3 separate regions of the Homo sapiens genome follow, and all the other regions are linked to region 2. Evidence: chromatin loops called from intact Hi-C (ENCODE). Cell type or tissue: mammary epithelial cell. All regions are shown on one strand.

Region 1 (2,500 bases), 130 kb after region 2:
TATTGTCATCCCCTTTTGCTGACAAGCAAAATGAGGCTTGGAAACACTAAACTATTTTTCATATAATTAAAAGGTATGCTGACTCCCTCATCTAGATCCTCATGATACCTAACACTAAGTTTTGGAAACACTAAACCAAGATCATATAATTAAAAAGGTACCATCCATCCAATTAAAAAGGATCCATCCTCACCTGGATCCTCATGGTACCAATAACTGGGTCCTGAATCTCCTTTCACTAACTAAGTCAGCAGCGATGGCTATGAAGGTGGGCATTAGGATGTCAAAGGGACTGTCACACATAGGTTTGCATCTCTGGCATCATGCTATGTGACCCTGAGCAGTCCGTTTGTCTGTCTGAGCCTCAGTTTGTAGTGCCCAGGTTAGAGGTGATACAAGACCTCTAAACATGAGGTCTTATATCTCATACATGACCGTGATCATCTCTTCACAGGAGGAGCTTCAAAGTCACATTTCCACAGGAATTGATATGGAAAGGCATGAACAGGTATAGCCATTTTTGTAATCTACCATAGCGATTGCCTGAAACTGTTACAATCTAGTCCATTTCTCTAGATATCCTGGAATATGTTCTGACCAAGCAGGACTGGCAGAAGCTGCATACCTGGACCACAGCATTATAGTCTTCTGTGGAATTACCTTTATGCTTGGGGCTTTAGCGATGCATCAGCCGTATATAGAGGAAGTTATAGGAAACCGAACTCATGCATCTCACTATCGTATTTACTACCAGCTTGTTGCTGAGGGCATTGTTCATTTTACTGCACCATGGGAGAGATTACTCTCTTGTCTCAGCACTAGGCAAACCTAGACTTCTCTAAAGCTGGGCTTGTTTGGTTTTTTCAATTTTATGGATTTGTAACTTAGGAAGCCAATGGATTTCTCTCTTCAAGTTGTCTGCTGGAAAGCTTAAGGCTGAATATGTGATCTACCACCAGCAAATACAAAGACCATGTGACATGTATTTTGGCACTGATTTCACTTTTAGCTTCATATTATTATTCCTTTAAACAGATCTCATCTGTACATACTTTAAGTTTTATTTTGTTTTAGTGATGAGCAAAAACTAGAAGGTAGCTTTGAATTGCATACTTTGTAAGTTGCCTAAAATCCTGTTTGAATACAGTAGGTGATAAATAAAATCACTAAAATGAATGAACAAGAAGAGTACCTTCATATACCCAGAAATGCACTGGAAATCGGGACATTTTGTTTCTTCGTCTTTAATAAGTTGTGTTTGAAGTCCTACATTGAGCCAAAATTCATACCTGGAAACTGAATTCTAGAAAGATTATTTTGGAAAGCCTGTAGTTACGTGTATTACCACTAGATGACCTTCCCTCATTATTGTCTCTAAAGTGGAGCTGCTAGTTATATGGACTTTCCAGAGGACTGTAGGAAATTTATGAATAATCCCTCTAAAGCAACAACGACAACAACAACAAAAAAGTCTACTTTATATGGTGTTGAGTGTACAAATATTTGGCAAAGGAATGAAAAAAGTTAGAAAGTTGTCTGTCTGTGGGCTAGGCTCTGCCTGCAAGATACTTACAATCTAGGTCAGAGGTTCCTAAATCCTTCTCAATGCCGTTTGCACTGGCCCTGAGGAAAGTGTGAAAATGAAGACTATTGTAGAGTCTTACATGAAGCTAAATTTGTTCATTTATATCACTTCTCTTTTATTATGAGATTATGTCCTCTGCAGTTTTTTGGTATTAAAATGTCTTTTATGAAAGGATAGTAAGAGTTAGATAGTAGTCTTTTTTGTGGAAAAAAAAAAAAATTGTTCTCACTTGACAATAAAAAGTGGACAAATCCATGGAGCCCTCAAAATTCTTTTTGGAAATTTTGTTCTATAAAATCCAATATTCTGAAAACCTGTGGTTGAATAAGAGAAAAATATTTAGTATAATCTTTCTCAATACATTTGCATGCATCAGGACCTTAACAGAAAATACTACCTGTTAGCATTTGCAGTTGAGCTCCTATTAAAAACCATGTTTGTTTGTTTGTTTTTAAAGATGTTTAGGAAAACAGTTTAAGGAACATTCTCCTTCCTCCCCTCTCACTGGGAATTCTGAATCTACTCTTTGAGCAAGTCAAAATACTTGGACCTCAGCTCAGGCCCCTCTACACGTCACCTCCAGAAAGCTACATTCTGCTACTATGTTCTTAGCTTTTATGAAAGATGAAACAGCCAATTAAAAATCTACTTCTGCCTTCATTTTGTTTTTTGTTAGGACAGTCATGTACATAGTACATACTATGAAATTATGTCAGTTTGATTGACAACCATTTGATTTTACTAAAACTCTGCCTCCTGAATTCAAGTGATTCTCCTGCCTCAGTGTTAAGGACACTTTCTCTTATATCACACAGTAGACGTTAAGGAAATTTTAGTATCCTTTCTAATTTCCTTTGAATTTATCTTTTCTCCCCCTTTCAGATAAAAAGATAACATGTTACCTTTTTTGCCTTG
Region 2 (2,500 bases):
GCATATGTGCTAATATTTGTTGAATATAAAAATAAAAGACAAAACCTGAGTTGTGTCAATTAGCGATGACATTCTCCTTGCCACAGAAACCCTAGAGTGGTTTAACCAAAAGAGATACTGTTTTTCTCATGGAACAACTCCAGAGGAAGAGGTCCTGGGCTAATAAACATGCACTTACAATTCATCACAGGCTTGGGAGCCTTCTAGAGTCTTGTTCTGCTCTCCTTGGCATGTCACTGCATGTTCTCATGAACACATCCTGGCTCTTCCACCTCCTGAGTCCATGTTCCAGGCAAAAAGAAGGACTAAAGGTACAGGTTACTTGTCAATTGAATCTGTGGCTTTTCCTCTGGTAAACAGTAGCTTTCTCGGCAGCTCTGCTTACTTGACTTCTGGTTATATCCCATGAGCCAGGCACAGATCTGGTTTTACGGGACAATGCCAAAACAAACATTGTCAGGGTTCTGTTAGGGTCACAAGAAGATTTACTCTATTTCTTGTTCTGTCTGCCTGCTTGAAACAATAGCAGCCATTAAAAGTTGTTATGTGGAAGTCTTGTATTATATACTAGAAATGGGCCTTGTAAGAATGACTTGTATCATATTGTCCACATCCTCATTGAGAATATTAAGAAGACAATGTTGAGAAGACTGACGCCCAGAGAAATGTCATTTGCCCAAGGCAAAATCAAATATTTTGGTGGCAGAGACTGCTTAGGAAACAACCGGTCCTTATCTCAAGTCTAACTCCCTTAACATTTGGGGGCATTTCATAATTTGATCTTGAGGTAATAGATATTAGATGTATTAACTTCTTTTTCCAGCCTTACATAACAAAGTCTTCAGAAACAGAAACCGTATTTGCGTGGTTTGCTGTAAGTAATGCCTAGTATGGAGTCATGTAATGATTCTTTTAAATTTAAATTTAAATTATTGATTTTTGTGGATACATAGTAGGTATATTATGGGGTACATGAGATGTTTTGATACAGACATGCAACGTGAAGCAAGCACATCATGGAGAATGGGGTATCCATCCCTGAGTCCTGTAATGATCTTAATGCAGTCCTTCCTGCTTTCTCTGCAGGGACTTTTAGGAAGATGTAGGAAGGAATGATTTGTCCACTGTGGCTGCAGTTACCTCCATTAACTCTAGATGGCACTCATGCATTGATTGGGAAACCAGTCACTGATAATATTAACTGCCTGGTAGAAACTGACAAATTCTTCAGTCAGGGTGGTGAAAAGTTAAATATAGGTGGCTCCCAGGCATGGCTGGGTGAATAGATTGGTCAAAGGAGAAGTGGTGAAAACTGGGGACTGGCTGTAAACACATTTCATGAGTACATACAAACCCCCTTGCCTTCTGTTCATTCTCCCTCACAGCAGCCAAAGTGGGCAAACCAGAAAATGGACTGGCCAGCCTTACCAGTGTGCCTGTCTGACCAGCGGGCGACCTGGTCACTGCCCCAGAGGGTCAAGGGAAACCTATTCTCCTTGGCCACATTCCTTGAGATGGTGATCACAGAGGACACTCAGTTGCCACATCAGGACTTTGATATTCAGATGGAAAAGGCTTATATGTTGATTTGAGTTAGTAATTAGGGCTTTTAAACTGCTCTTGTCGACATAAACACATACACTATTATTCAGTACTTCTGGTTTAAAACTCTTGTTCCACTGAACACATTATTTGGGGGTACATTGATACTGTTTCTATGTGGCATTTCAGACACTGGTGAAGAACATGAGCTTTGGAGTCAGACTTGGGTTGCTGTCTGGGTTCCATCACCTACTAACTATTGTGTGGTCTTGGGCAGGTTAATTAACCTCTCTGCGCCTCAGAAAATATGGAGGTGATAATAAAACCTACTTCACAGAGTCATTGTGAAGATGGAGATAATTCTGTGTAGTACTTACAGTGCCTGCTACTCTGTAAGTACTAAAAATACAATCAGCTGTTATTTTTATTACCATGTAATCTAAAGACATGAAAGTCACACAGGACAATGATGATAATCGGTTGTCCCCATCCTGTGTAGACATTTTATAGTCACTTTAGCCTGGGTTGTAAAGTGTTGGGAGCAAAATGAGAAGTAAAATTTAACAGTTCAAGTGAAAATAGCGTTTGAGAAGTAAGTAGATTTAATTGGGAGAAAATTGATTTATACCCAATATGCAGGCCCAACTACTAGAAAATGAAAAGCAGTCATCTTAATACCAATTGTTATCCACCTAGTTCCTTGGGTAGCTTTTACCACAAATTCATGATAGAATTTGTAGACAGGAACAAAAAACTACTTAGGATTAAAAGTAGGAAAAGAAACTACTTCCCATATTAAGGTCCTATGACAATGCAAAGAGGTGGATTGGGACTCTGGCCTAGGGCAGCTGTCCAGGGTGGACACGGATGGCCATAGGAGTTGTGATGTGCAAACGAAGGAACAAGGGAAGGAGGGATTGTGTGGGACAAATATATAAATCCAGCAGTGTGTGTTTGA
Region 3 (2,500 bases), 150 kb before region 2:
GACCATCTCGGTAACCTACTCTTACTCCACAATGTCTATATTCACTGCAGGGCTCTATGATTAGTCCATAATGTAAATGCCTGGCCCAAGACGTATGGCCTGAGTTTATCCAAGGCCCAAACGATTACCAAACATTCCTCTTAGATAGAAGACAGATTTCTTTCCCTTGGCAAAGATCTTCTACTAAGATATGTTACAGGATGTTTTACATTCTCTTGGTCTTATAATAACACCACGCCCAATCCAGTATTTGATGCGTCGGTGGTCACTCGGAAGGTTGTTATTTTAAAAATACTTATTGTTCTCAGTCTGCAGTTCTCACAGCTGTAAAAAAAAAAAAAAAAAATACAGTCTTGTTTCCACCTTTCCAGAGTTTTATGGCACCTGGGAACTGGGATCAAGCTGGGACTGGGTCCAAGATTGGGGTGGGTGAGTGGCGCTTGCGTCAGGGAATGTGAGTGCCCTGCAGGCTGGAAGGGATGCTCTGGTTGTAGCCTTAAGATAAACAGATTGGGCTGGACATCTGTGGTTTCAGATTAGGCAGGAAGGAAATCATCTCCTACCTGGATTACTCAATATCTTCCTTACTGGTCCTGCAGTGATCCTGGGAGGGTGATATGATCGGCTTTGTTTACAGATGGATGAACCAGATGAGTCCCTAGGAAGTGAAGTGACTGGCCCAGGATCACGATGAACTCTCAAGGCCAAGTTTGAACCCAGGCCTTCTGACTCCAAGCCTGTAGTCCTTTCACTGGCCTACAGCTGCTTCCTGAGCCCCTTTCCTGGTTCAGTCAGGCAAAACAAACCAGCTTCCTGCGAGTTAAGGGGGAAAAGGGTTTAATGGGGACTGACTCATTGAGATTGGCAGTCCCCTTTGGTTAATTTCATCAGGTCATCTCCTAGCGTTCCATTTCCTTTTGTGGAGACACAGATCAGAGGCAATCTGGCTCTGTATGAACTCACTTTGTGACTCTGGGTGAATCATTTCCCTCTCTGGGTTTCAGGTTCCTCATTGCACAGTAAGTATATTGGAATTCAGTGGTTCTCAAATCTGCTGGAACGTCAGAATCACCTGGGGACATTTTCTTTAAAAAAAAAAAGCCAGCTCTATTGAGTCACATTTTACAATCAATGAGTTTTAGTAAGTTTACCAAGTTGTGCAACTATCAGCATAAATCAGTATTAGAACATTTTTATCATGTCAGTAATATCCCCATCCACTCCCACTCCCTGCCCTAGGCAACAAGTAAGCTATGTACTTTCTGCCCCTGTAGATTTACCTTTTCTGGATGTTTCACATAAATAGAATCATGCACTGTGTGGTCTCTTGCATCTGGCTTCTGTTACTTAATATAACATACTTGAGGTTCATTAATACTGTAGCATGTATTGATAGCCTATTCCTTTCTATTGCTCAATAATATGGCAATTGTATGATATGTCACATGTTATTTATCTACTTATCAGTTGATGGATATTTGATCCAGTTGATGAGTCATGAATGATGCTGCTTAGAACATTCATGGACACATTTTTGTGAGGGCGTATGTTTTCATTTCTCTTGCGTATATACCTAGAAGTGGAATTACTGGGTCAAATGGTAACTCTTATGTGTAACTTTTCAGGAAATAGCCAAACTGTTTCCCAAAGTGTCTGTACCATTTTACATTCCCATCAACAATAGATAAGGGTTACCCTCTGGAGAGCTTTTTAAAAATTGTCATTTCTGTGCCCTACCCACCTGAGGTCTGGCATGGGGCCCAGGAATCTGCATTTTATGAGCTCCCCAGGTAATTCAGATACATCTGGTTCGTGGATATGTGTTTCGGCCCACTAAGACCGGATGACCTCTGAAGCCTCCCTAAGGCCTGTTGTCTCTATTAGTCTGTGCCTCTCGGGCAAGACGCACCTTCCTGCCAAGTCTCTCTGGGTGTTTGTCTTTGGATCAGAGAATCAGTACGCAGAGCAGGGCTGAGGGAGTTGGCCAAGCAGCGTGCATAACTCTGCGCAGCACCTGTCCTGCATTATCCTCCACACTGGCCAAGGCTTTGTGTCCCTGGCTTCATGGACATAAAATTTTATCACAGGTTTTTATGTGTTATCACATTGTAAAAGTGCCATAAAATCAAGGGTCCAGTTTTCAGTGCATCTGAAAACGTCGTATTCCTTTAAGTTATAATCTTGGTTGCAGTCATTTTGGTAACTTGTTGAGAAGCCTCATCCCGACCCTGCCATTTATTAGCTATAACTAGATTTTTAATTGCTCCGAGCCTCTGTTTTCTCATCTGCAAAATGAGATTAATAACATCGACATCATGAAGTCTCTTGAAAGGATTAAATGAGATAACCTGTGAAATGCTACTGTAATGGACCTCAGTGCTCTTTTCTTTCTTTTGGCTGTTTCTGCCCCATCCCTGCTTCCATTATTATACATCTTTTCATGAGCTTATTGCCCATTTATATGTCTTCTATTGTTTTTAATGAGGTGAAATTCACATAG

The links. A loop is a pair of places that touch in the nucleus more often than their neighbours do. Peaks named below come from ENCODE experiments on the same cell type or tissue, not always from the same donor. Only the 100,000 strongest peaks of a DNase experiment are listed, where the experiment ranks them.
Region 1: a loop joins it to region 2, with 4 times the contacts of the local background. A loop is called at or near these places in 15 of 110 quality-filtered maps.
Region 3: a loop joins it to region 2, with 9 times the contacts of the local background. A loop is called at or near these places in 9 of 110 quality-filtered maps.

Annotation. Positions count from the first base shown.
Region 1 is chr15:71,574,316-71,576,815 of GRCh38, forward strand. The region is part of intron 7 of THSD4 (thrombospondin type 1 domain containing 4); the gene reads left to right. Among named protein-coding and RNA genes, the nearest start is that of THSD4-AS2, 120 kb to the right of the region's middle. In mammary epithelial cell, a CTCF peak has its summit at 1,359; no DNase peak of the experiment used is centred here.
Region 2 is chr15:71,447,631-71,450,130 of GRCh38, forward strand. All of the region lies in intron 7 of THSD4 (thrombospondin type 1 domain containing 4), which reads left to right. Among named protein-coding and RNA genes, the nearest start is that of THSD4-AS2, 240 kb to the right of the region's middle. In mammary epithelial cell, a CTCF peak has its summit at 1,148 (motif pointing right); DNase peaks (open chromatin) are centred at 11 and 1,151; H3K4me3 peaks cover 483 bases; H3K27ac peaks cover 1,851 bases.
Region 3 is chr15:71,294,596-71,297,095 of GRCh38, forward strand. The region is part of intron 6 of THSD4 (thrombospondin type 1 domain containing 4); the gene reads left to right. It overlaps LOC124903520 (a long non-coding RNA gene), which reads right to left. Exons shown (of 2, transcript XR_007064700.1): 1 at 564-2,500; 2 at 1-324. Among named protein-coding and RNA genes, the nearest start is that of THSD4-AS1, 110 kb to the left of the region's middle. RefSeq lists an enhancer at 266-1,465 and a silencer at 715-1,009. In mammary epithelial cell, no CTCF peak of the experiment used is centred here; DNase peaks (open chromatin) are centred at 576, 956 and 1,496; H3K27ac peaks cover 2,500 bases.